Linked DNA regions of Homo sapiens: all the other regions are linked to region 5. Evidence: chromatin loops called from intact Hi-C (ENCODE). Cell type or tissue: PC-3. All regions are shown on one strand. Region 1 has its middle 41 kb from the start of VCAN. Region 2 has its middle 86 kb from the start of TMEM167A. Region 3 has its middle 46 kb from the start of MIR3977. Region 4 has its middle 85 kb from the start of MIR3977. Region 5 has its middle 200 kb from the start of MIR3977.

The links. Peaks named below come from ENCODE experiments on the same cell type or tissue, not always from the same donor. Only the 100,000 strongest peaks of a DNase experiment are listed, where the experiment ranks them.
Region 1: a loop joins it to region 5, with 9 times the contacts of the local background. A loop is called at or near these places in 38 of 110 quality-filtered maps.
Region 2: a loop joins it to region 5, with 4 times the contacts of the local background. A loop is called at or near these places in 2 of 110 quality-filtered maps.
Region 3: it touches region 5 in a loop (4-fold over the local background); 50 of 110 quality-filtered maps call a loop at or near these places.
Region 4: a loop joins it to region 5, with 3 times the contacts of the local background. A loop is called at or near these places in 2 of 110 quality-filtered maps.

What each region holds. Positions count from the first base shown.
Region 1 is chr5:83,428,496-83,433,495 of GRCh38, forward strand. No RefSeq gene overlaps it. Among named protein-coding and RNA genes, the nearest start is that of VCAN, 41 kb to the right of the region's middle. RefSeq lists a silencer at 2,146-2,195. In PC-3, CTCF peaks have their summits at 2,091 (motif pointing left) and 2,298; a DNase peak (open chromatin) is centred at 2,106.
Region 2 is chr5:82,989,198-82,994,197 of GRCh38, forward strand. No RefSeq gene overlaps it. Among named protein-coding and RNA genes, the nearest start is that of TMEM167A, 86 kb to the right of the region's middle. In PC-3, no CTCF peak of the experiment used is centred here; a DNase peak (open chromatin) is centred at 2,634; H3K27ac peaks cover 1,635 bases.
Region 3 is chr5:82,792,012-82,797,011 of GRCh38, forward strand. No RefSeq gene overlaps it. Among named protein-coding and RNA genes, the nearest start is that of MIR3977, 46 kb to the right of the region's middle. In PC-3, a CTCF peak has its summit at 2,001 (motif pointing left); a DNase peak (open chromatin) is centred at 3,090; H3K27ac peaks cover 567 bases.
Region 4 is chr5:82,752,269-82,757,268 of GRCh38, forward strand. No RefSeq gene overlaps it. Among named protein-coding and RNA genes, the nearest start is that of MIR3977, 85 kb to the right of the region's middle. In PC-3, no CTCF peak of the experiment used is centred here; a DNase peak (open chromatin) is centred at 2,293; H3K27ac peaks cover 1,230 bases.
Region 5 is chr5:82,639,655-82,644,654 of GRCh38, forward strand. No RefSeq gene overlaps it. Among named protein-coding and RNA genes, the nearest start is that of MIR3977, 200 kb to the right of the region's middle. In PC-3, a CTCF peak has its summit at 1,887 (motif pointing right); a DNase peak (open chromatin) is centred at 1,877; H3K27ac peaks cover 512 bases.

The DNA of each region.
Region 1 (5,000 bases), 790 kb after region 5:
GAACATGGGTCTGGAGCCCCTGAGTCTATGTCCTGTCACTAACACACCTGGAGTAAGTTAACAGAAGGACAAATGCTGTTAGAGAAGTCAACTAAATGTTCTGAGGTGAATGAACGGCACACACACAGATGTGTGACAAGTACACATTCTTCCTGACAGATAGTCTAAGACTAAAAAATGAAAGCTCAAAAGATAGAATTTAAACATGAAAACAAGTCAATTTTGAAATTCTCATTTTCTTACTTTACATGATGTAACTAGGCCAAAATCCCCTTCTCTGGGTATCAGAAGTCTAGGAAAGGCAAAAAGATATTTATAACATTCTTATAAGTCACTAAAAAGGCAGTGTAAATATATGCTAAAACATTTTATTTTTAAAGTGCTACTATAAAATGTTACTATTCTATAGTTGAAAACTGGTTTCTCATTGTCAGTGGATCTCATGGAATACCACTATTGAGTTTGCTAGCACTTCACTATGTTTCTTTTCTTTTCCTTTTTCTTTTCTTTCTTGTTTTTTGGAGACAGGGTCTCTCTCTGTCACTCACATGGAAGTGCAGTTGTGCAATCACTGCTCGCTACAGCGTCCACCTCATGGGCTCAAGCGATCCTCCCACCTCAGCCTCTTCAGTAGCTGAGACCACAGATGTGAGCCACCACGCCAGGCTAATTTTTGTAGCTTTTGCAGACAGGTTCCTACTATGTTGCCCAGGCTAGTCTCGAACTCCTGGGCTCAAGCAGTCCTCCCACTTCGGCCTCCCAAAATACTGGGATTACAAGTGTGAGGCATCATGCCCAGCCTACTGTGTTTCTAGGAGAGCCTTGCAAATTCAAAAACACAGGCCATAACATTTTTAAAACTCTTTAAAAGACTCTGAAACATAATACGCATGAAAGAAGTATAAAACATAGACAATAAATTATCATAAAACAAAATACTGTGGAACTATAACATGGATGAAGAAATAGAATAATGTCAGCAACCCACAAGCCCTTCCCAAGGTTCATGACATATTGAGTTGTTCATGAAAATAGCTCATAACGGTTTTGAAGAATAAAAAGAACATTGTAAGTCATATCTTCAAAAATTAGTATTCCATATAAGTAGCATGTACCAGACTTATTGGAACAGTCTTGGTAAATTAAAACCTACAATAAGCCAATATTTCTATTTCGTTTGAGTACAACATTTCCAGATACGAGCTAGAGATCATGAATATCGTCAGCATCTGACTCAGCGCAGCTCTAGCCATGCCTTGCTTCATGATGATATTACATTGCTACGCTCTGAGACCCACCCGGGGGCTTTGCTTTGTGATCTGAAAAGCCTGGCTGAGAAAATAGGCAAATATTCCCTTCTGGAAGCAAAATTTGTGAACTCATCTCCTCTCCCAAACATTCATTCAGCCTTATCTCACCTTTCTCAGAGGCTGCCTCTGCCTCCTTACAGGATACATTCTGCCCTGGGTACCAGGCAGACATCATCATGGTCATTATTTAATGCACTATCTGTTTTGTTATTGCCTGTTAGCTTTTTTTTTTTTCTCCAATTATACTTGGAGGGTTGATTCTAGACAGGTTCTATTTCCGCATTCCCAGCAAGCAGCTTTGTGCCTAGAACTCACTGTGCATATATTACACATTTATCAATGAAAGGTTTTAACGTGGATCAGGATGACTCAGGTGACACTGAGTCTGGTCTGCCTGTAGGAAATTGATCCTTGTTCTATCATCACCCAATACTACAATCTTAGGCAAGTGATAAGATAAGCCTGGCTCTCAGTATTTTAATCTGCAAAACAGGGATGACCGGTAAGGTGATCTCTAAGAGGACCGTACAGCTCCCAAATGCTTTAATCCTGCTAGATCCTCAGAATACTTGAGTATGAAATCTTCCAAAATGATGGCACCCAATTTTCACACTAAATGGGAAATCTTGATTGTCTTCACCACTATTCAAAACTGTGATTTTCAGACAAAAACAATTTTAAAACAAATGTATTTACCTTTCTCAAGACCACCAAAACGCTTAGCAGATTGGTTTTTGAACGACAGGACAAATCCTGGCCTGTCCTGGAGATGAAACGCCACCTAGTGGATACATTCCTAGGCAGTGCGTTCCCCACCGGAACAAGAGGGCGCTTTGTTCTCTGTGGCTGATGGCTTCTACTCATTTTCTCCTTCCTCCACCTGACACTCCTATCTCAACCTTGTCATTTCTTTGGCTTTCTAAAAATTATAGGAATACTTATCTTGGTAAGAGAAAATGTGTTTATTTGAACCATGTTTGATTTAATTTTTACCTATTTGCTTTACATTGCCAGCGTAGTTGGCATTTTAAGGAAAAAAGATAAAAGTCCAGCATACTCAGACTGAGTCTTTTTAGTTTCTTATCAATTTGGTTTGAAAACAATCCTTGAGCATTCGGAGACGCCTTGGCTAGACAGACAGAAAAAGGATAGTAGAGTTCACATGTCTCATAAGCAGAAGAGACTATAGCGCCCAAGCTTTTGTCCAGTTCCTCACCAAAGGACCAGTATTTTACAATTTTTCTTGTTTTAAAGAGAAACCATTATAGACAACTAATCTAGCGCTTTGGACAAGTAAATTTACTTCAGTGTGAAGTGGAATCTTTGCCTGGATAATGTTTTCACTGAGCTTAAGGAAATTTAAGCGACGGCTACTTAAAATGAACAGAAGGACAGGATTATACTAGTTATTTTTTTCTCTACCTAGCAGAAAAATATCCATCAGTTCTGCCTGTTGAGTTTCAAAGAAACTTAGAAAAAGGTGGTCTTCGTTAATTGATGAAACATCAAGAGGATTGCTACAAACCTCTAGCCCAGCTCCTGATGCCTCTAAGGTACTTTATCATTTTTGCAGCAGAAACTTACTCATTTAACCAGAGCTAATGATTCCTTCCAGCAGTCCCATGGCAGCCAGCTCTTCATATTGTAATTGCATCACTGAGGCTCTGTATGTCTCCAGCCTTTCCTAAAAAACCTTTTTTTTCTTTTCATTAGTTTTTTTTTTTGCTAAGTACCTCTAGCCAGCTCAGGGCATTTTAATTTATATTTCCTACAACCATCAACCTAGTGTAAAATTTCTTCACTTCTTTACAGACTTTTGTTTCTCTTTCTCTGACATCTCTTACTGTATCTCAAAAAATATGGAAGTTTTCTGAACCTAAAAATAATTCTTTTATTAATCCTAATATATATTCAAATTAAAGTTGTCTCCCCGGCCCCACCTTCCTTTCTTCTTTCTTTCCATAAATAAATAAATAAATAAATAAATAAATAAACTCTTTCAGAAACAGTCCTAAGGTATTAATACAATCTCCCTGAGTTCCAGAAACACATTTCCCAGTGGCAATTCTGTAGAGCCTCATTCCTAATGAAACCACTCAAAGGATTATGCCAAGATTTCTAAGTAATAGTCTTGTCCTTCTGCTCACGAACAAGTTTTATAGACTTGCTCTTCTTGCTTGTACCTTCTAGAAGAGGGCATATAGCTCAATTCAAACAGCCAAAAAGAAAAAAAAACTCAGAGGAAACATGGAGAAATTACAACCCTATAGTTAGCCTTATTTATGCTTCTACCCACTCCCACTGAAGGAATATATACTGTCAGTCAAAAGCTGCTCCTGTTCCTCCAATACATTTCATACTCAGAGTTCCTACAGAGATCATAGGCAAACATGAATTTCAAAGTCAATGTGCCAATAAATAAATGTCTATTCATATGTATTAGTTGTCTTAGGTGTTGAGTAGAAAATGGAAATAAAGATAAGGCACAGTTCTTGGATTCTGAGAGATTACAGTAAAATTTGAATGGCAAGATGAACATATAAACATTCATGGGAAACAGATAAGCAGGCATATCATAAGTCAAATTGAATTTTCCTATAGATATAATGGCAGATGTGTTGCTGACCAGGGACTTGACGCTAAACCTTGTATAGAATTAATCATAAGTACGGTATAAATAGTACACCTGCATTGCATAAATGTTTCTAACAGACATATCAAGAAGTCAAATAAAGAATCATGGTGTAGTTGGTTGAATGATGCCCACCCCTTCAAAAAAATATGCCCATGTGTTAATGCCCAGAACCTGGGAATATGCCCTTATTTGGAAAAAAAGTATCTTTGCAGATCTAATTAAGGATCTTAAGATGAGACCATCCTAGATTACCTAGATGGACCTAAATCCTATGATGTATCCTTATAAGAGACAGAAAAGAAGACAAGACACAGAGAAGGCCATGTGAAAACAGAAGCAGAGATTCAAATTATGCAGCCACAAACCAAGAAGCCCTTGGAGCCACCTGAAGCTGGAAGAACTTCTCTTAGAGCTTTTGGAAGGGGAGCAGCCCTACAAACACCTTGATTTCAGGCCTCTAGTTCATACCCATGAGAGAATACATTCTGTTGTTTAAACTACCAAGTTTGTAGTAATTTGTTATGGCAGCCACAGGATACTAATACACATGGTATCTTAGTCTGTCCCTGCTGCTGTAACAAAATACCACAGACTAAGTAATTAGGTAATTTTGAAAGCAAGAAATGTATTTCTCACAAATCTGGAGGCTGAAAGTCCAAGATCAAGACTCCTGTAGGTTCAGTGTTTGATCAGGGCTTGACTCTGCTTCTAAGATGGCACCTTGTTGCTACATCCACTGGTGGGGATGAACAGTGTCTTCACATGATGGAAAGGCAGAAGGGCCTAACTAGTTCCCTTTAGCCCTTTTATAAGGTTGCTAATACCATTCATGCGGACAGAGCTCTCATGGCCTAATCACCTCCCAAGCACCCTACCTGTTAACCTTCAGGCTTAAGTTCCAACAAATAAATTTTAGAGGGACACATACAGTCACACCGTAGTACATGGTAGCCAATCATATAAAACCCTGTTGATGGTCTTCTTTCATTTACCATGATTCTTGCCTTACCTTTACTGTAACGAATCAGAAATTAGAAGCACAGCCATATGGGATT
Region 2 (5,000 bases), 350 kb after region 5:
AGAGAAGACAAATCTACAGTCAACACCAGTTGGAGCCCTGGTTTTGCCATTTCCTTGTCTCTTAACTTTGCAAAAGTACTTTAAATAGATTCAAACACATCTTTGACCCTCATATACCAGTTTCCTGGAATTTTATATCCTTTCTGGAGTGTGTACAATTCATGTAGAAAATGTTACAGATTTAAATCTAACAACTGGTCTAAGTGGTTGAGTTGAGGAGACAAAGGAGAGTCTAGATTTGAAGACATTTTTGGGATTAATTATCAGAATTGTGTGATCATTTGGATGTGGACTATGAGGAAAAGGGAATAAAGATGACCCCTAGTTTTTTAGCTTAGGGAACTGCTTAGGTGACATTGTCGTTAATGCAAGAGAGAAGGCAGAAGGAACTGGTTTGGGAAAGAAAATAGTGGCTTCTTTTTAGGACCTGTTATGATCGAGGTATCTGTGGGAGTCACTGGACTCCTTTTGGGCACCACCTTCAAGCCTCTCAGCTGTGCTTCTGATTCCAACCAAGTCATAATAAGCATTTGGTACAGGTTTTGACCCACTTCCTGCTGACCATGCCCATCTTGAAATATCAACTGTGGAATGCTAGCTTCTTCCCATAGGGATTTCTCTGACACTATGGTGTGCGATGCCCATGGCCAGGAAGCCCACTCACATTCATACATACGCAACCAGAATGCAAGGGAATAAACACTAAGTGGGAAAATTGGAAAGAAAGGGGTGATGGCAGCGCATGAATAGATGGATGGATTTATTTTGGTTTTGTTTTTTATTAATTTTGTTTGGTCTACTAAATGTGTCAAGTTTCATGCTGTCACGTGGGATGCTGAAATTAAATGAGTTCACAGAAGTTAGTTGGTTTTCCCTGACAGGAACTGAAATTTTTGTTGTTGTTGTTGTTTGTTTTTTTCTGAAGGTTTGACGTTTAAAGGGAATTTAGAATAAGAAGTGAAATTCTTGAACAAAAGGCTTTAATTTATAAGAGACAATTTGTGCCTCCAAAGGCATAGCTCTGAGCACTGCTAAGGATTTAGTGGTGGGTGAACCCTGTGGGTTTTAGGAATCTCTTTGGTTTATGGTGCAAGGCACCAAATCCCTTCTATTAGTGGTTTCCAACGCCTCAAAACTAAGAGCCCTTTCTACAAGAAATAAAAAACATCAGGAGAACTCTATGTAATAGCTGTTGATTAAGGAAATACATAATGTTAGTGAGCTATTATAAATTCACTATGTCTTTGAAATAAATGTTTTATTTTAATAGATTAGAGCAGCACCCACATAAGTTTGGAAATACAGGTCATATATCTGGAAGTCTAAACAATGAAAGCATCAAAAATGGAGACTTCCCATTTTTCTTTATGACCATCCCTTTAAAAAAATCACTGTAATAATTGAAGGGCAATTTGTTATAAGACATACAATGAAGACAACATATTACAGGAATAAATAAGTAATATTGACAGGGTGATTTGTCTCAAACAATTGAAACACTGACACATCAGTTTTGCTGTTTGCATATTTTGGCAAGTAACAAATGTTTTAAAGATTTAAGCTGCAATGGTTAAAATGCATATTTTTATGCATCTCATTTCTTAATTTATATAACAGAAAGAAAACCCATAAGAAAACAACCAGAAAATTTGATAAATAAATCGTTACTTTTATCGTTATGCCCTTTTTGAATTAACCTATCTAAACTCTGGAAATATCATTAATTTGGAACAAGTTATTTCTGTATAATCTGAGTAAACAATCTTCTACCGTATGTTTAAGATGTATGTGGAAGAGCAATGTTTTGAGATCGAATGTATATTTTGGTTACTTTTAAAATTTTTCCCTTAACTTTATTCAAGCATGGAGCTCAGTGTTATCAGTGAAGATTTTTCAGTAAGGACACTCCTTTGTAATGTAAAATAAAATCACCACAAAAGCTTATTTACTGGCTCCCCTGGAAAGTCCAAGCATGACTGGAACCAAAGCTCAAATGTTATCTGTCTCTTCCCATCTCTCCGCTCTGCTTCCCTCTGGGCTGGTTTCTTTCTCCTGAGGGCTCTCTCCCTGGCTCCCAGCAGCTCTAGGCCTATTGACGCCAGCAGAGACAGCCTCTATCCTACTGTCCCCATCATTCCTGGATTGGATCTTAACGGCCTAGCTTGAGTCTCCTCTCCGTCTCTTAGCCAGGGTCCAAGGAATGAAATGCCCTTATTGGCCAGGACTAGGTCATGGGTTTATTACAAGAAAAATTGCTCCCTTATAAGCAAAGGGAAGATAAGAAGAATGTATATTCCCAAAGGAAATTGAGTGCTTTGCCAAAATAAAGAACAGTTACTGGGCCAACAAAGGCAAAAATATTCAATTCACCTAGTCTTAAGAATTTTTAGAGGGATTACAGCAGAATTTTGCCTGAAGATCACATTCTGATAGATCCTGAGACCACAGGGATCCCAGAAGCCCAGGAGCCAGAGAGCAACTGGATAGCAAGTGGCCATAGACTGGGCCTTGCGGTGGTGACCAATGGGAAACACAGGGGCCTCCTCATGCCGTGGTGCTGTACAAAGCCCGAGAACCTTCACATAAACGTGGGGAAAGAAACCCGGTAGTGACTATAATGGGATTTCCTGTCAGCCTGGTCTGTTGGGTGCTTGGTGTCTGATGACTAAGATTTATGTGACCACTCATATTATTTACAGAAAGTACTTAGAGCATGTATGGATTTATGCCAACTTTGAAAAAATTATACGACACCCTAGGAACCTGTGAGCTATGGATTAGAAACTGCTCTTTAGAACGAGGTAACATTTCTCTGATCTGGAAACTGAATACATTCCTAAACATGCCTAGTTCTCTATCTTTTAATACAAAACTTTGGGCATTAACAGGATATGCAAGTCATAAACATGGCGTCTAAGAATGCATATTTTGTAGTTGACTGCAAGAGTTCAAATCCCTACCTCAAAAACAAACAAAAAAATCTGTTTCATCACTTTGTAGTTGTGTGGTCTTGGCAAAGCCAGTTAACATTTGTAAGTCTCAGGTCCTCATCTTTAAAATGAAAATAAAAGCAGTACAGGTTGATGTAAAGGTTTGAAAGGCTATTGCTTATACAGTGTTAACACACTTGACATATAGTAAATGCTCAATAAATGTCAGCAGCTATTATCAAGCCCCAAGAAAGTTGGAAAGGGTCAGGGTATATCTATCACCACATTTCAAACACCAACGCAAAATGCTTAGCTTAAAGACCTTCAGGTGCAATTGGCTGAATTACTGAGGGACAGATTTGCCAAGCAGTGGAGAAGGGATGTATTGCTAGTTCTGTTTGTATTTATCATAACCCAGTTGTCAGCTGGATGCCTTCCTACCTCCACCTGCAGCCATCAACCAATCAACACATCTCCCTGGCCTTACCTACATGCTCCCAACACAAGATTTAGGTACACATGGCATACACTCCTCATTTTCATGACCGGGAAATTCCACGCTTTCCGCTTATTTCTGACAACTCACTGCATCTTCTCCCTGTGCCTGTATATGCTGCCTGCTGCCTTGTTTCAGCCTCTGCTGATCTAGATCCAAAATTCTGCTTCTTAGCTGATTTCTGCAAAAGATCAATTCAAACCAACAATTTCACACATTCTCAAACTTTCCTAAAGTTTCACAAGGTCGTGGGAAGAGGTCACATCTCATGCTGCCATTTGACTAGACCCACCCTATTCATGCTCTTCTTCCTTTGCTCTGACCTCTCTGGAATAACAAGCAATTCTTACTTACATCCCTTGGAATGAAGTTTTTACTTCCAAGTAAAATTATCAAGATATATTTTCCAAACAAATACAGTTTTCTTACTGAGGAATTGTGTCACAGATGTTGGAGAAATAATGTTTTTAACCTCATGACATTATGTTAGGTTTTATTCTATACACCCATATAGGAGACACACAGCATGCACTTACTTTGAAAAAGGTTCTATATGGGAGATGAAACCTGGAGCATAGATGCTACTATGACCGAATCTACCAAGAATGAAATTATATCACATTTCAATGTACCAATAATGAATGTCAAGGATATAATGAATCTGTAAGAATTTTAAAATGAAATATTAAGGTGTTTTAAAATTCAAAATGTGGATATTTAAGTCTTGACAACTGACAGACTTTTATCTCTATTTCAATGATATTTTATATATAATTTGTATTTATTTAATTAAACTCGGGGGATTACATCTAAAAAAAAAACTTGAATATCTAGCCTATAGGAAATTGAGATTCTTACAGACAATCTGCATTTCCAAGAGAAGAGAACTCTGAAATTACAAAATTGTTTACTTAGAAAGCTAATAAAAAATATAAACTTCAGGAAAGCAGCAGCTGTTTCTCTTTTGTTCACTAATATGTTCCAAGCTCCTGAAACAGACTCTGGCAGATAATCCACAATTGCAAATTAGTTAACACACAATAATTCATAGAACTTCATTTATCCTACACACATTTATTATTTGCCTATTTTATGTCTGACTGGTTCTAGGTGACTTGGAGATCTGATTTTATTTTTAAGGTCCCAAAATATTAAAATTTCTACCACTTTCTTAGGGAGATTAGTAGCTCTCAGAAAGTTTTCCCTGACAGGCTGTCGCAATGGCTCACACCTGTAATCCCAGCACTTTGGGAGGCCGAGGCAGGCAGATCATGAGGTGAGGAGATCGAGACCATCTTGGCTAACACGGTGAAACCCTGTCTCTACTAAAAATACAAAAAATTAGCCAGGCATGGTAGCAGGCCCCTGTAGTCCCAGCTACTCGGGAGGCTGAGGCAGGAGAGTGGTGTGAACCCGGGAGGGCAGAGCTTGCAGTGAGCGGAGATTGCGTCACTGCACTCCAGCCTGGGCGACAGACTCCGTCTCAAAAAAAAAAAAAAATTTTTCCCTGACAATTAAGTGTTTCATTTTTCTTTTAATCTTTCCTCATAACTCAATCCTTCAGTTTTCTGCTC
Region 3 (5,000 bases), 150 kb after region 5:
AGTATTATCCGAGAAAACAGGAAACAATTTTCATCCCAATACCTAATTATGCACAGATTAATTTTACTTTCATAGAGAAAGTCAAAGATATGATTTCTCAAAAATGCAATATTACTCTGTTTGACATCATACAACAGCTTTTTCTCATTAAGCATTAAACTTGGGATTTTAAAGTATCTACAACATGTTCACATTTTATAGGCAACTATTGTATATCCTGTGTTTAATTGGGATCTAAATTTATGACATATTGTCAGATAATTTCCTCACTAGTGCCCACAAATAGTCTCTTACAATGTTTATTCGTTTTGACAGCATTGCTTTCTTGGATCTTTTCACTTTCTTTGTAAGGGGTCTTGCTTCAAACTACATTTTATGAAGTATGTGCTAAGAAAGAAACACAAGCCAAAAGTTTGAGCAATGCCACTAGTTAGATGTTGCATTGAGGAAATCAAGTCTCAGAACTTCCAAGGGAAATGTGGAATGAAGAACAAACTGTTTTGGTAAACTCTCTTTAATCCTCTAAAAGACTATAATGAGTGATTTTTGTTAGAATTTTAGATGATGCTGATGTCATCTGAAACATCTACTTAGGTAGGCAACACAGTGCAGATATTAATGTAACAGACTCTGAAGTCAGAGGCCTCAGGTCAAATCCAAGGTCACTTAATCACTTGATTCTCAGTTCCTCATCTATAAATTTGAATTTATCACCAAAACTATGATAGGAATACTAGCTACCTGTTAGGCATGTTAAAAAGTGCAAGTAACATAATTTGCAAAGTGCTTAGCATCACTTGACACATGGTAGGTGATATGGTTAGGCTTTGTGTCCCCACCCAAATCTCATCTTGAATTGTAATCCCCATAATCCACATATGTCAAGGGACAGACCAGGTGGAGATAATTGAATCGTGAGGGCAGTTTCCCCCATGCTGTCCTCATGATAGTGAGTGAGTTCTCACAAGATCTGATGGTTTTATAAGGGGCTCTTCCCCCTTTGCTCAGCACTTCTCCTTCCTGCTGCCTTGTGAAGAAGGTGCCTTGCTTCCTCTTTGCGTTCTGCCATGATTGTAAGTTTCCTAAGATATCCCCAGTCTTGCTGAACTGTGTGTCAAACCTCTTTTCTTTATAAATTACCCAGTCTCAGGCTGTTCTTTATAGCAGTATGAAAATGGAGTAATATAGTAGGACCCAAGAAATTATAACATGTACTATTGCTATTTACCTGGAATTATCAATAAGTTAGATGACATTTAATTATTTTTGGTAATAAAGAAGTTTGCGTACTATTGTTTTTCATACTGATTGTTTAAAAGCTTCAACATCTGTTTTGTACACATACACAACCAGATATTTGTAAACAATTTTTATAATAAGCCTATAGTATAAAAAAGGATAATTCTACCTAGAGTTATCATGAGGAGGGAATGATCTTTTATGCAAACCTCCATCAGTAGTGTCGGAAACTAGCAGGAAACTACAGTGTAATTACTACACATACAAGGCTCTGCATTCTTATTCAATTACTGCCTTCGCAGGCCTTTTATATTTTTACTCAAGCATAGTAAAGACAATATGGCATATTCAATCTCTACTTGGATAATTATAAATAATTAAATTTAATTAAGCCCTAATTATGCATAATGAAAAAAAAACTAGCATTTCCCTGGGATGTTCATGCAATCCCATGACTAGCTTGGCTAACTGTACACTGCAGCACAAAACTTGAAAATTATTAAGAAACCTAAAAAGCAGCAGATACCGCTAATTTAAGATGTGTCCTGGAACAAGCCGCTCAATTTCTGTGGGACTTAGCTTCCTCACCTACATAGCCCTGGGTGGAATTAATTCTTTCCAAGACGTCTTCCAGACTTCAGAGTCTGTGTTTATATGATTATCTAGTCTACCTTTTTCTTATCTCAACACAACTTAAGGAAAGCAGCACAATCCCATCTTTAGTGGTGGCAGAGATCCTCAAATGACGTGATAGGTGCCCCCTACTGGAGTGTCTCAGAATTGCTAGTGTGGTGGGAAGGAGGAATTTGTAGATTGAAAAACAAATAAACAAACAAAAAAAACCCGCCAAAGGAAAGTAAAGTGGGGTTTTACTTCTGTTGTCCCTATTGACTAAAGTATTCCAACCATCCAAATACTAAATTTTAAAAATTATTATATTTAGAAAGCCTTGTGGGGGCCAAGAGAGACTTCCCCTTTGCCCTCTGGGGAGTTGCTGAAAAATCAACTCACAAAAGGCAGATTAACTGGAGAAAAGGCACACATATTTATTTAATGTGCACATAGGGAGAATCACTGAGGGATGCCCACCATCCCAAATGGTTCAGAAGCTTAGATACTGCCTTGGCAGAACAGGTTACCCGAGAGGGGCAAAGAGAAATTCTGTTGAGGGGATTACTAGGGAGAATGAATGTCTCAGGGAACAGAAATTAGCTTGTCCATTATCTTGTGAAAGGGTCTGTTCAGGCATCATTGCATTCTTGGTTTTACAGGGAGAAGAAAAAACAATTGTTCCTTTTGGTGGGCCTGGATCTTAGGCAGATAAAGGTTTTGGGAGAGACGGTGGGTGGAGGAGGGCACTTACATGAGGTTTCTGCAGTTCAGCATGTCAAAACACATTTGGAGTTACTGATTTCTGAGCCCTAACAATCTCTAATCCAGGGATCATAGAAAAGCGGCCCTCAAACCATAAACAGTCTATATATGTGTTTTATACGGTCAATGTTCTTAAAATATTGGAATTTGTCACCAAAACTTACAACCCAAGAGAATTCACAAAATCCGAATTTCTGGTTTGCTTTGAAAATTCAGAGGACCAGGCTACAGTAGGCTCACCTTCTTGCAGCATGATAATGGTTGTAGCTGAGTAGCATTTGACTCCCTGACTACCATTCTCAATGGCCTCTTTAGCATTTGTCACTATGTGTTTCTCTCTTTTTCTTCTAGTAGAGAAACATTTTTCTGTATCTCAGCTCTATCAAAGGTAGGGAATCTAAAGACAAACCATGTTTCTTATGCCATCCGATTTCATTCATTCATCATCAGTGTCTCATATTTGACTCACCACTACTGTTTCCCACAAATTGGCCAGTCAAATAACAGGGAACTTATTTTCTGCTTTGTCACTTTGAGAAATATCGATTTGACCAGTTTTTACTCTTACTCTTTTTATTCATTTACTCTCAGGATGATTGCCAGATTTTCCCTTTCTCTGAAGCTCATTTATTTTAATAAAGTATAATATACTTTATTACTAATTTACATTCCCAGAAAATATATGTACTATATAATATAATATATAAATATACATTAAATATACAATGTAGGTATATATTACATTTATATATTATAATACATAGTATATATAATACTTATAATATATAACATTATATTTTCTATAATATATACATAATATATGTATAAAATAGAAAAAAAGATCCACAACAGACACAAATACTGTCAGTCACACATAAAAAAATGAGCAAAACTTCCTATCAATTATAAAATGTTTCTGAAAAATATAAAAAGTATCTAAGTATAAGGAACAATATGCCATATTCATTAATAGGAAGATGCAATAATACAAAGATATCATTATCCTAGCATTCATTTATAACATCAGTAAAATGCTTAAAAATTTTTGAATTTTTTTCCATGAAACTTAATAAGCTGATTCTAAATTTATATGTAATTCCAAAAGGGTCAAATCTATTCAAGAGAATTTTCAAGAAGAAGAGGTAAAAAGACTTATCCTAAAAATTACAGGACTTTAAGCTATGGAAGTTAAGATGGTAAGGTATTGTGACAAGAATAAAGAGACCAAACATAAATCTACATGTATGTACCCCTAATTCAACAATGTAACTACACTTAGTCTCTAAATACCATTTCCTACTAAAATGAACAAAGGCTCCTTGGAGAAAGAGCTGATTCCAGATCTGGAAACATAATTTACAGAATTGTCAGAAATATTTTGTCACTTTCAAGAGCAAGGAAGCTCTCCAAACTACCAGGGTCATGACAAAAGGACTTAGGAGCCAACTTAAAGAGGCTCCCAGTGGCCAAAAATAAGCATCAATAAGAATAATAACCAAAAAAAAATTACGGTATTGAGGTATATATGTATAGATTCTTGAGATAACAATGTGTCTACACAACAATTACCACCATGACAAACCTTGTTCATCACTTTTAAAGGATGCCAGAAAGCCAACTCATTTTAGTAGCTTATAAATAAAGATAAAGAATCAAATATTCTTTCTGACTTTCCAATAAAAACCATAACCCAAGGGAACCAAATAAGTAATGAAAATTTCTCTTTATAAATGATTTCTTGCTAATAAATGAAGAAAAATGACAGAATGAGAATATCACCATTTTACAACCCTTATTGAAATAAATTAATGGAGGCAATGATTGCTAACATCATCAAAAGTAAGAAAAGACATTACATGCTTTCTAATAGAAGTACATGTGTTATGTACCCATGGGATTTTAATTTGTAGAGGTGACTGGGTGACAACATAGAGAAGCTAATGCCATTGAAAGATTTTTATTATTTACATTGCACAAGCGGAGTGGGTGTATCACAGCATTCAGGGCCACATGGAGAAATGCCAGGTTTGGTCAGTAAGCAGAAGGGGTGCAGGGACAGCACGGTCCAGAGCCTTTATTGTGTTTTCCAAGGGGAAGGCAAAGCAGAGCAGTTTAGGTCGGGTTGTTTGAAGAATGTTGGCAGTTGCTAGACTATAGTGGTGGTCTTTGGTTGTCTGGTACTTGGCCCTCAGTGCTTAGGACAGAGGAAAACTGCCTCTTGGAGATAAGAGCCAGATAAGAGGTGCCTCAGAGTACAGACTCCGGTTGGTTAGTTTACATGTGAAAGACATGCTTCTAGGCAAGTCTTTTACTATGTCTTGCTAGCCCTGGAGGGACAGTCTCTTCCCATTCAGAGAGGCCACTAATGCTAGAGCATTAAAAATACA
Region 4 (5,000 bases), 110 kb after region 5:
TGTAAATTTTTACTCAAAAAACAAAAAAGGACATCCCTAGTAATTGATTTAAAAACTATAGTTTGTAACCACAATTATTATCATCATCATCTAAGTTTTTTAAATTGTGGTCAAATATGTATAATATAAAATTTACCATTTTTAAGTGTACAGTTCAGTAGTAGTAAGTACATTCACATTGTTGTGAAAGCAATCTTGAACTGTTTTGATTTTATAAAACTGAAACTCTGTACCCATTAAACAACTTCCTATTCTCCTCTCCACCCAGCCTGTGGCAGTCACCATTCTACCTTTTTTTCTAGGATTCTGACTACTCTCGTTACTTCATATAAGTGGAATCATGCAGTATTTATCTTTTTGTGACTGGCTTATTCCACTTAGCATAATATCCTCAAAGTTCATCCATGTTGTAGCATGTGTCAGAATTTCTTTCTTTTTTAAGACTGAATACTATTCTACTGTATGTATATGCTACATTTTGTTTTTCCATTCATCCACCAATGACCATTTGAGCTGCTTTTATCTTTTGGCTATTGTGAATAATGCTGCTATAAACATACTTATGTAAATATCTCTTCAATATCCTGATTTTAATTCTTTCGGAAATATACCTAAATGTGGAATTGCTGAGTCATATGGTAATTCTATTTTTAATTTTTTCAGGAAGCACCATACTGTTTTCCAAAGCAGCTATGCCATTTGACATTCCCACCAACAGTCCACGACGGTTCCAACTTCTCCACATCCTTATCAACACTTGTTATTTTCTGTTTCTTTGACAGTAGCCAACCTGATGGATGTGAGAAGATATTTCATTGTGGTTTTGATTTCCACTTCCCTAATTATTTGTGATATCAAACATCTTTTTATATGCTTTTTGACCATTTGTATATCTTCTTTGGAGAAATGTCTATTCAAGTCCTTTGCCTATATTTTAATCAGGTTATTTGAATTTTTATGTTGTTGAGTTGTACAAGTTCTTTGTATATTCTGGATATTAAGCCCTTATCAGACATATGATTTGCAAATATTTTCTCCCATTTTCTCTAGGTTGCCTTTCACTCTGTTGATTGTGTTCTTTGATGCACAGAAGCTGTTTATATTTTTAGAAGTTTTCAATTCTGATGAGGTTTAGTTCATCTAGTTTTACTTTTGTTGCCTAAAACCACAGTTCTTCAGTTAGCTTTTTACACTGTATACAAATTAATTAGAATTCTATATCCATCATTGAATTTAGTGCTGCTCCCATTTGGCAATAATTTCCAGTAGTTTTTCAATGTTTTTGCTTCATGGATGAGATGATGACATCATCATTTTAAAGTGTTAATTGAGTTGATGAAAATACAGAGATTAGGGTATATTTAGAGAAAAGAATTTTTTGCCCAGCCAAATTTATGCTACCCACTCTTTTCTGGTTAAAAGTAAAAGGATTTTTAAATTACCATATATTTTAGCTTTCGTAAGCATAATAAAAGGGAGAAAATTATGCTTTAAATATATAATCAGAAATCTATGCATTTGAAACCAATCAACCAATCAAAGCAAAAGATATTATTACTTTCTATAAGTACAATTAACACAGTCTGCCATTCTCCAAAAACCAAATCTTTTGATCTACATTGGGACTAAACAGGAGTTTCTTTGTATACCTTAGAAGCCCTGAGTGCTGAGAAGCTAACTATGCCGGATAAAATATTAAAGAAGCTCTCTTTGTGTTAACAGAGTTATTTCTCAACATTCATGCAAGACTTAGTACCCCACTTTGGTGAAAGTACTACTGTAGGATCATAGTTTCCTGGTGAGAAATATTGTTGCAAACTATCAATAAAGCATATGTGTGTTTATAGGAAAAGGAAGAAAAGAGTAACAAGAAAGTACAAACATTCGTTATTATTTTTTAATCACCACCATTAAAATCTTTTGCTTACTTCCCTCTATTTCTTTGTGGCATGTGTTCAAAGATCTACAATGTGGTGTACTGTGTTATTGTTTTTGGCTCAATGCTATATTTAAGCAATAAGAAGTATTTTAGTTTCCTTTTTTCCTTGATAATCTAACAGCTATTGGAGTGCATAAAGTTTAGGGTCCACTGTCTTTCATTGCAGATTCGTTCTTACAGGTCAAATTGAATTTGGTTTCTGCAGAGCATTCAAGGTCTCAAGGCTATCTCAGACTCTGCTGCCTTTTGTCACTTGATTTTCAATTTACTGGAAGAAAGTATATTCCTGCTGGTCATGAGTAACTTCTTGTTCCTACGTTTATGAGATTTATAAGGGCCAAAGTTATTTATTGATGACCATATGTCACCTCCTAGAGATGAGTACCTGGTCAGATGATGCATAAATGACTCTTAAAATAAATATTTGACTATCTATGGAAAGGCAAATTAGCCTGGTTAGATTACAAGAAATATTTTCTTTCTTGGTGTTTTTTCTTTATTCTTTATTTTTTGTTACTTTGATATTAACATTGCTTTTATTTGATGTACTTTTGTATTAGAAGGAGAATAAATGTTATGGTGAGCAAATTTAGAAATAAAATGGAGAGTTAAGAGAAATGTAATTAAAAGAAATAATGGAGAGTAAAGAGAAGGGAGGGAGAATTGCTAGGAGAGTGGAGTAGGGAACTGAAAAAACAAAAACAAAAACCAGAACACTTTAACTTCCCCCTCTACTAGTTTCTTACAGCTTGGGGATTTATACAGTTTTGTTGTGGTGGTGGTGGTGGTTTTGTTTTTTTGTTTTTGTTTTGTTTTGAGATGGATTTCACTCTGTCACCCAGGCTGGAGTGCAGTGGTGCAATCTTGGCTCTATGCAACCTCCACCTCCTGGGTTCAAGCGATTCTCCTACCTCAGCCTCCCGAGTCGCTGGAACTACAGGTGCATGCCACCACACCTGGCTAATTTTTATATTTTTAGTAGAGATGGGATTTCACCATGTTGGTCAGGCTGGTCTCGAACTCCTGACCTTAGGTGATCCGCCCACCTCGGCCTCCCAAAATGATGGGATTACGGGTGTGAGCCACTGCACCCAGCCAGATTTATACTGCAGTTTTAATTCAAATAACTTTATGTGTTAGTACAGTGAATTCAGAAGAACTGATTAACTGGGAATTTTAGGTGAAGGAATCTTTGAAAGAACTTCATCTAGCTTAGCCCCACAATTTGCAAGAGAAGATACTACACTGTGAAATCATTTTCCCAGATTCTCCCTGGTTGTTAATAATAGAACCAAAATTAGAACTAATGACCAAGTCACTGTTATAAATTGATAAATGGAGGGTAATCAAAATTCTAAGATTGAAACAAATCAAAATTTAATGAAGACCACTTTCCATATGTTATACATTCTAAATCATGTCATTGCAATCTGTGTGAATAGTGCCCCAGGAGTTGTACAACGTGATGGGAGTGCTTCAGAGGCCCTGAAAAAGAAATCAGGAAACTTGGGTTTAGGCCCTGCTACAGTAGGCAAATCTCTTCACCTTTCTAGGCTTCAGTTTCCTCATGTATAACATATAAGGGTTAGACAAATGTTTTCTAAAGTCTTTTCCAGGTCTGAAAATAAAGCTATAAGATTATCCTCATTCAAGTTCACATATAATTCCCCATATACCCTATCCTGCAACACTTTTCCCAGAGCAATCTTTGCCCAGTCGATTTCATTGGCATGCAGTCTGCCACATCCATACTCAATCACCTTGTTTGGCCAGCCAAGGTTTGGAAGAGCTTTGCTGCTTTACTCGCTTTGAAGCAAGCAGAGCTACGCTTCTTTTCTGCATCTATACCACCCAAGAATATATTCCTGATCTGGCCAAGCAAAGTTGCTGAACAGTTCAAAAGGGCAGGGTTTTATTTTTTCTTTTCCTTTTTAAATTCTCACCGGAGAACAAAGCAAAGGGCATTAGAAGAACCACATATATCTCAGTTACTGGGCTATGCTCTGTACACAGTCCTAGAGAGAACAGGTCTCCTTCAGCCCTGAAAATATAAAAAGCAAATCTTAAATTTGTACAGCATGAAGTCAACTCCATTGCTCTGTGGGAAGAACCTCAAAAATAGACTTGGTTTATTGAAGAACAAAAGAATAAAAACAGATGTAAGCCTTTTGTAAACAGTAGAAAATGATCTGCAGATGATGCAGGGACGGCCATAAGAGCTGACAAACTTTTAACAAGTACAGTAAGCATGCATCCAGTTTGCCTGAGACAGCCCTGATTATTCCTGTTATCCCAAATTGTTAATAGTACCTCCTTTAACTGTAAAAATGCCCCAGTTGGAACATTAAATGACATGGTCATTTCTCAAATAAGCGACGCTGCTGAAAGGAAGTCTTCCCCATCCCAGAGGTGGCGGGGACAGCTCTCTTTAAGGATCCCTTTCAAGAACCTCACCTTGATTTCAGTGTTCAGGAACATTGGGCCCTGTATGCCTATAGTGTTGTTCAACTCCAAGAGCACTATTCATGTAGACTGCAATGACATGATTTAGAATGTATAACATATGAGGAATGGTCTTCATTAAATTTTGAGTTGTTTCAGTCTCAAAATTTTGCTTATCCTCTATTGCCAATTTATTACACTGACTTGGTCATTAGTTCTAATCTCAGTTCTACCATTAACTTACCAGGGAGAACTTAGAAAAACCATCTCATAGTGTAGTTTCTTCCCTTGCAACTTGTAGGGCTAAGCTAGATGAGGTTCTTTCAAAGGTTCCTTCAGCTAAAATTCCCAGTTAGTCAGTTCTTTTACCACCAAGCTTTATTGTCCTACCTCAGTTGCCTATCAGCCAAAACATGAGAAAGCTATTTGATCACATATAGGGCTGATCCCATTCCTATCTAAGCCCACGTGAGAGCCAGTTCCCAATTACAGCATATTCTTGGCCGTGTGTCGTGGAACTGGGAGGAGAAACCATCTTTGTTGAGACATATTGCCTTTCCACAGCTGAAGAACGACCTAGCCCTTATTCTTTCTTTTGCTGGGAGAGTTTTATCCCAAC
Region 5 (5,000 bases):
GCAAGGGGAAATGCTGATAGGAAACAAGTGAGTTTTATGTGCTCTTGAAATTCTATGAAAAAAATATGCTAAATGCTAATCAGAAAGCCTGCAATCTTTCATTTTCTCTTTATGACAATGATTAAGCTCATAATGTCTTTCAGAGACTTGAGCAAAGAAAACAAGCTGGAAAATCAGTGCAGTAAATGGCAAACATGCCACGGATGTGGATTAGACTGGGAACTAGAGTCAGTGAGAACATGGTATTTGAGTAACACTGTCCCTGGATTGGCAAATCTGTCTGAGATCTGTTATATTTTGAGTCTCAAAGACACTGAAACACAGATGTGGCCATAAAGGCCATATGATTAGAACAGGAAGTCTGCAGATGAAAGTTCAGATACTTCTGATTTAATCTAGGTCTAGCCCACCCCATCACAGATGAGGAAAAGATGTCTCCAGAATAGTAAAGTGACTTGCTCAAGTTAACAGCTTAGCTGGAAACAGGCCCACAATTAGCATCTAGGTCTGTTGACTCCTAGTGCTGTCTGCTCCTTCATATTGCCTCTCCCTTTAAATTCCTTTTCACTCGCTTAATGAGTATTGTTAGAGCCTAAAAGCCTGTGTATGTGTTGTGGTTATATTGCTGTCAGGAAAGGACAATTAGAAAATAGATCAAAGTTGTATTTATACTTCAACTGTGAAGAAACGCAACTTGATGGTTTAAGGACGGCCTTATGCCAACAATCAATCAGGTAAGTCTGTGATGGTGCTCTTGGGGGCTGGTGTGCTCCATGGGTCATCACACTGAGCCCTACTGAACCGCTGCTTTAACAACAGAAATTTAAATAGAGGACATTTTTATGTTTTGCAGACTTATTATGTGTGTATTTGCATATAAATATATATAATTTGCACATAATCTATAATTACAAAAACTTTTTTTTTTTTTTTGTAAAGGTCAGGACCTGATATTTTCTGAAATTGGTAGTGGTTAGGAGGTGCCTAGAAACAAAAGACTATCATCACTTAGCCAAATTGCTTTGGGGCATGGACCAAGGGGGCGTGGAAACCAGCAGGGAAATATAGATCAGATTGGGATCAAGTGAAACATTTGAGTTTTCCAGGTAAACATATCACAGGGCCTTGAAAATAAATTTTAAGAAGATAATTTTACATTGTATTTATTTGTCTGAAATGCTTTGGAACTGATCTCTAACAGGAATGCTTTCAGACCTACACAAACATATCACTTGCAAAATTTAGACTCTTATAAAACACAAAAGGTGTTTATGAAGTTGAATATAAACTGCAGAGTTATCAAAAACTATCCCCCAAGGCACGTTAGTTTTTAACTGTAAATCAGAATTCAAGGGAAGGTGTAAAACAGGGAATGCAGAGATGTTTCTTCCTTGCTCACAATGCCCCTGGAGTCCAACATCAGATCCATGCTGCAGCAAACTCTCCATCAGAAGGGCCAGCCAAGGAGGAGGGTGCTTTACTATATGAATAGACCAGACTGTCTCAAAGAGATTAGCCCATGCCAGTAACAGTTCTTAGACTAAATCGCTCTATTTCAGAAGTTCTTTCTAAAACCCTTATTTCTGAATCAAAAACATGCCCTTTTATTAATTTGTATCCGTGTTCTCCTGAAATAGGAACAATTGACAAAAACCATGGTCAAGGATTGCCATGTAACACTGACTTCAATCAAGCATAGGTTCGGGAGGGTGTGTTTCATATGAATTTCTTTTCATTAGGTCATATAGCTAACATTAGATGCTAGAAAAGTCTGCAGCTCCCATAGAGGAGGGAGATGTGAAAATCTGGTGCTGGCAATGATGGCAACTTGCCATTCTGACAGAATTGCACAATCAGCTTCCAGGACACGTTTCACCAGTTTATTTTAGGAACCAGTGAGCTACACTAGAGGGCAGACTAACCTAGACCTTTTTATTCCCTTCCAATGAGAGTCTAATCCATTGTGTCTGACATGAAGCATTACAGAAATAGAATCCTACAAGTGAATAAAACTGTGACACTGTTTCATTATCGTTGATGAGGATTGTGCCTCAGATGGTTTCTCCTTATTTAACTTTGTACTGAGGGCATTTAATATCTTAAATACTTAATTTAGAGAAGGTTTAAGGAAAACAAAACAAAAAGCCTGTGAAAATAGTGGAGGGTGTACGATTATTACAGCTATGTTATTGCAAAGACAAGCATCACTGTGAGAGTGTGATAATGACCAGGAACACACAGAAACCTTCTCCAGAGGAACATGAAATCTATAAGACATTGTCACAGTGAGATAAATTAGATCCATAATGGCAATTTTTGCTTAGTATGGTGCTTTGTAATTTCTCATTTTTAAAACTATGAAATCTCATTTTCTTTTCTTTTGTGTGACTGTGAAGCAGTCTAAGGGTCAAGAGGACAAGCTGTGTGGAAATGGGTTATCCTGGAAATAAATTCAGCATTGCTCTAGCTGGGATTGTCCTATACCACCTTGGAATCTTTAGTCCTTTTAGTGATTTTAGGATGTGGTGGAGGAGAGGGGTATGGAATTTTCAGGATTGTCATTGGGCATAGATGTTGTCATGAAACTGGTTGATTGACACAACTGCCCACTAGTCATTCTTTTAAATTATCCAACTCACGGGTGTAAGAAATAAATATTTTTCATAGCTAGTGTATTAATCAAGATTCTTCAGCGATAAAACCAATAGTATATTTATTTATTTATTCATTCATTTTAAAGAATTGGCTGATGTGATTATGGAGACTGAGAAGTCCCAAGATAGTAGTAGTCAGCAAGCTGGAGACCCAGAGAGTCAATGGTATAATTCCAGTCTGAGTTCAGAGGCCTGAGAACCAGGAGAACTGGTGGTGCAAGTTCCAGTCTGAATTAGTTTAAACGCAATAGAAGATCCGTATCCTAGTTCAAAGACAGTTAGGCAGAGAGAGCATGCAAATTCTCCCTTACTCAAAGGATTGGGTGAGGCCCACCCATATTGGGTAGGGCAATCTACTTTACTCAGTCTACCAATTCAAATGTTAGTTTCATACAGAAGCATCCCACAGACACAACCAGAACAGTGTTTGACCAATTATCTGGGCACGTAATGGCCTAGTCAAGTTGACACATTAAATTAGCCATCACAGTTAATATCTTGTTTGTGTTTACTTTGTGCTTACAGATTATAAATCACTTTCATAAACATTATCTCTTTGTCCTCACTACAAGCTAGGTAGGGCAAATTTTCATTAACGTTATCACAAGGGGTTATTATGCATAAGTAATTATTAAGACACTGAATGGTCTTCATGTCTTTTATGAAAATGAAGCATAGAAAGATTTTGCAACTTGAGTAACAAGCAATTTGTATTACTTCTTTCAACTCTTAGTCCTAGGCTCTTTTGACTACATTTTACATTTATTTCAAAGTCTAAGCAACGATAGCTACAGCAACTGCCAAATCTCCAAAAGATGAATATTCTGACATACAATGTAAAAATTTCCCTTGCCAAATTTGTCCTGTGTTAAAATATACATAGTGCACCTGTAGTAGGCTTGGCACATTAAAATAAATGCAACTTGAAGTCAGTGGTGGCAGGGGTTAAAGTGGGCAAGAAATAAATGGAATAAGTATGTCAGTATAATTAATAATCACAGAACTCCAGAATGCTCCCTGCTCAAAGACTTCTTCCCCGTTAATGATTCAGATTTGTCAGCCCCGTTAATGATTCAGATTTGTCAGAGATTTCCTTTTGTTTGTTACTTTTTCCAGACAGCATTGCCTCGCCCCCAAATAAAACAACCTGAGACATATAGCACATTAAGGTTATTGGATGTTTTCATTTGGTGACCAGGGACATCAGGGCACTTTAGCCACTCTGATAGCAGAGTGATAAAAAGGGACAAAGAGCCCAGAAAGGAGAAAGGGAAGGAAAGCTGACTTGGACAGATTTATTTACGCTCTTGATATTATGACTATAGACTAGCCATCAAGACAATAATGTTAACTCACTAATTCATGTAAATTATTTCTTCATCCTGTGAGAGTTCACTGGAGTCACATCTTACTTAGGGACAAGATCTAAATTTACCATGTAAGGCAAAAATCACATACAACCAAAATCACCCTTGAAAACCTTAAATCACCATTGAACTAAAGTGTACAGGGCTCTATAACTGTGTTTAACAATTATATAATGTATAGCATGTAATAAAGACGCATATGCAAGATTTTTTTTTTTTTTTTGAGATGGAGTCTCCCTTTGTTGCCCAGGCTGGAGTACAGTGGTGCGATCTTGGCTCACTGCAACCTCCGCCTCCTGGGTTCAAGCGATTCTCCTGCCTCAGCCTTTTGAGTAGCTGGGATTACAGATGCGCGCCACCACACCCGGCTAATTTTTGTATTTTTAGTAGAGATGGGGTTTCACCATGTTGACCAGGCTGGCCTTGAACTCCTGACCTCTAGTGATCCATCCGCCTCAGCCTCCCAAAGTGCGGGGATTACAGGCATGAGCCACCGCACCTGGGCAAGATTTTTTAAATACAGTTTTATACCACAAATACATATTTTGAAACAGTAGAGTCATACTGAGCATGGCATGATGCTCACATTATAAGGGACACATTAACTGTGGCTAACTGAAGATCTCATTTCCCATCTTCTCTTATTCCATGGCCTATATTCATTTAGTAGAATGGCAGGCTGAGTTGCAAGGTAATTCTTTCTTTTAATTATTTATTGTGACACAATTTGAGACTTACTGAAAAGTTGCAAGGACAGCACAAAATTCCCAGTGTTAACATTTTAACCACATTTGCTTTATTCTTTCCTCTTTCTCTCTCTCATGTCCTTTTATAGCCTATTTTCCCTCATTTGTGCATGTATTATTAAATTTGCATATTTTAAATGTACAAATGATGCAAACTTACTCTAACTACATCTCAGAGGAATTATGAAATTGGTTTAATCAATGTTGCTGTGCATTAGGAGCTGATAAAAATG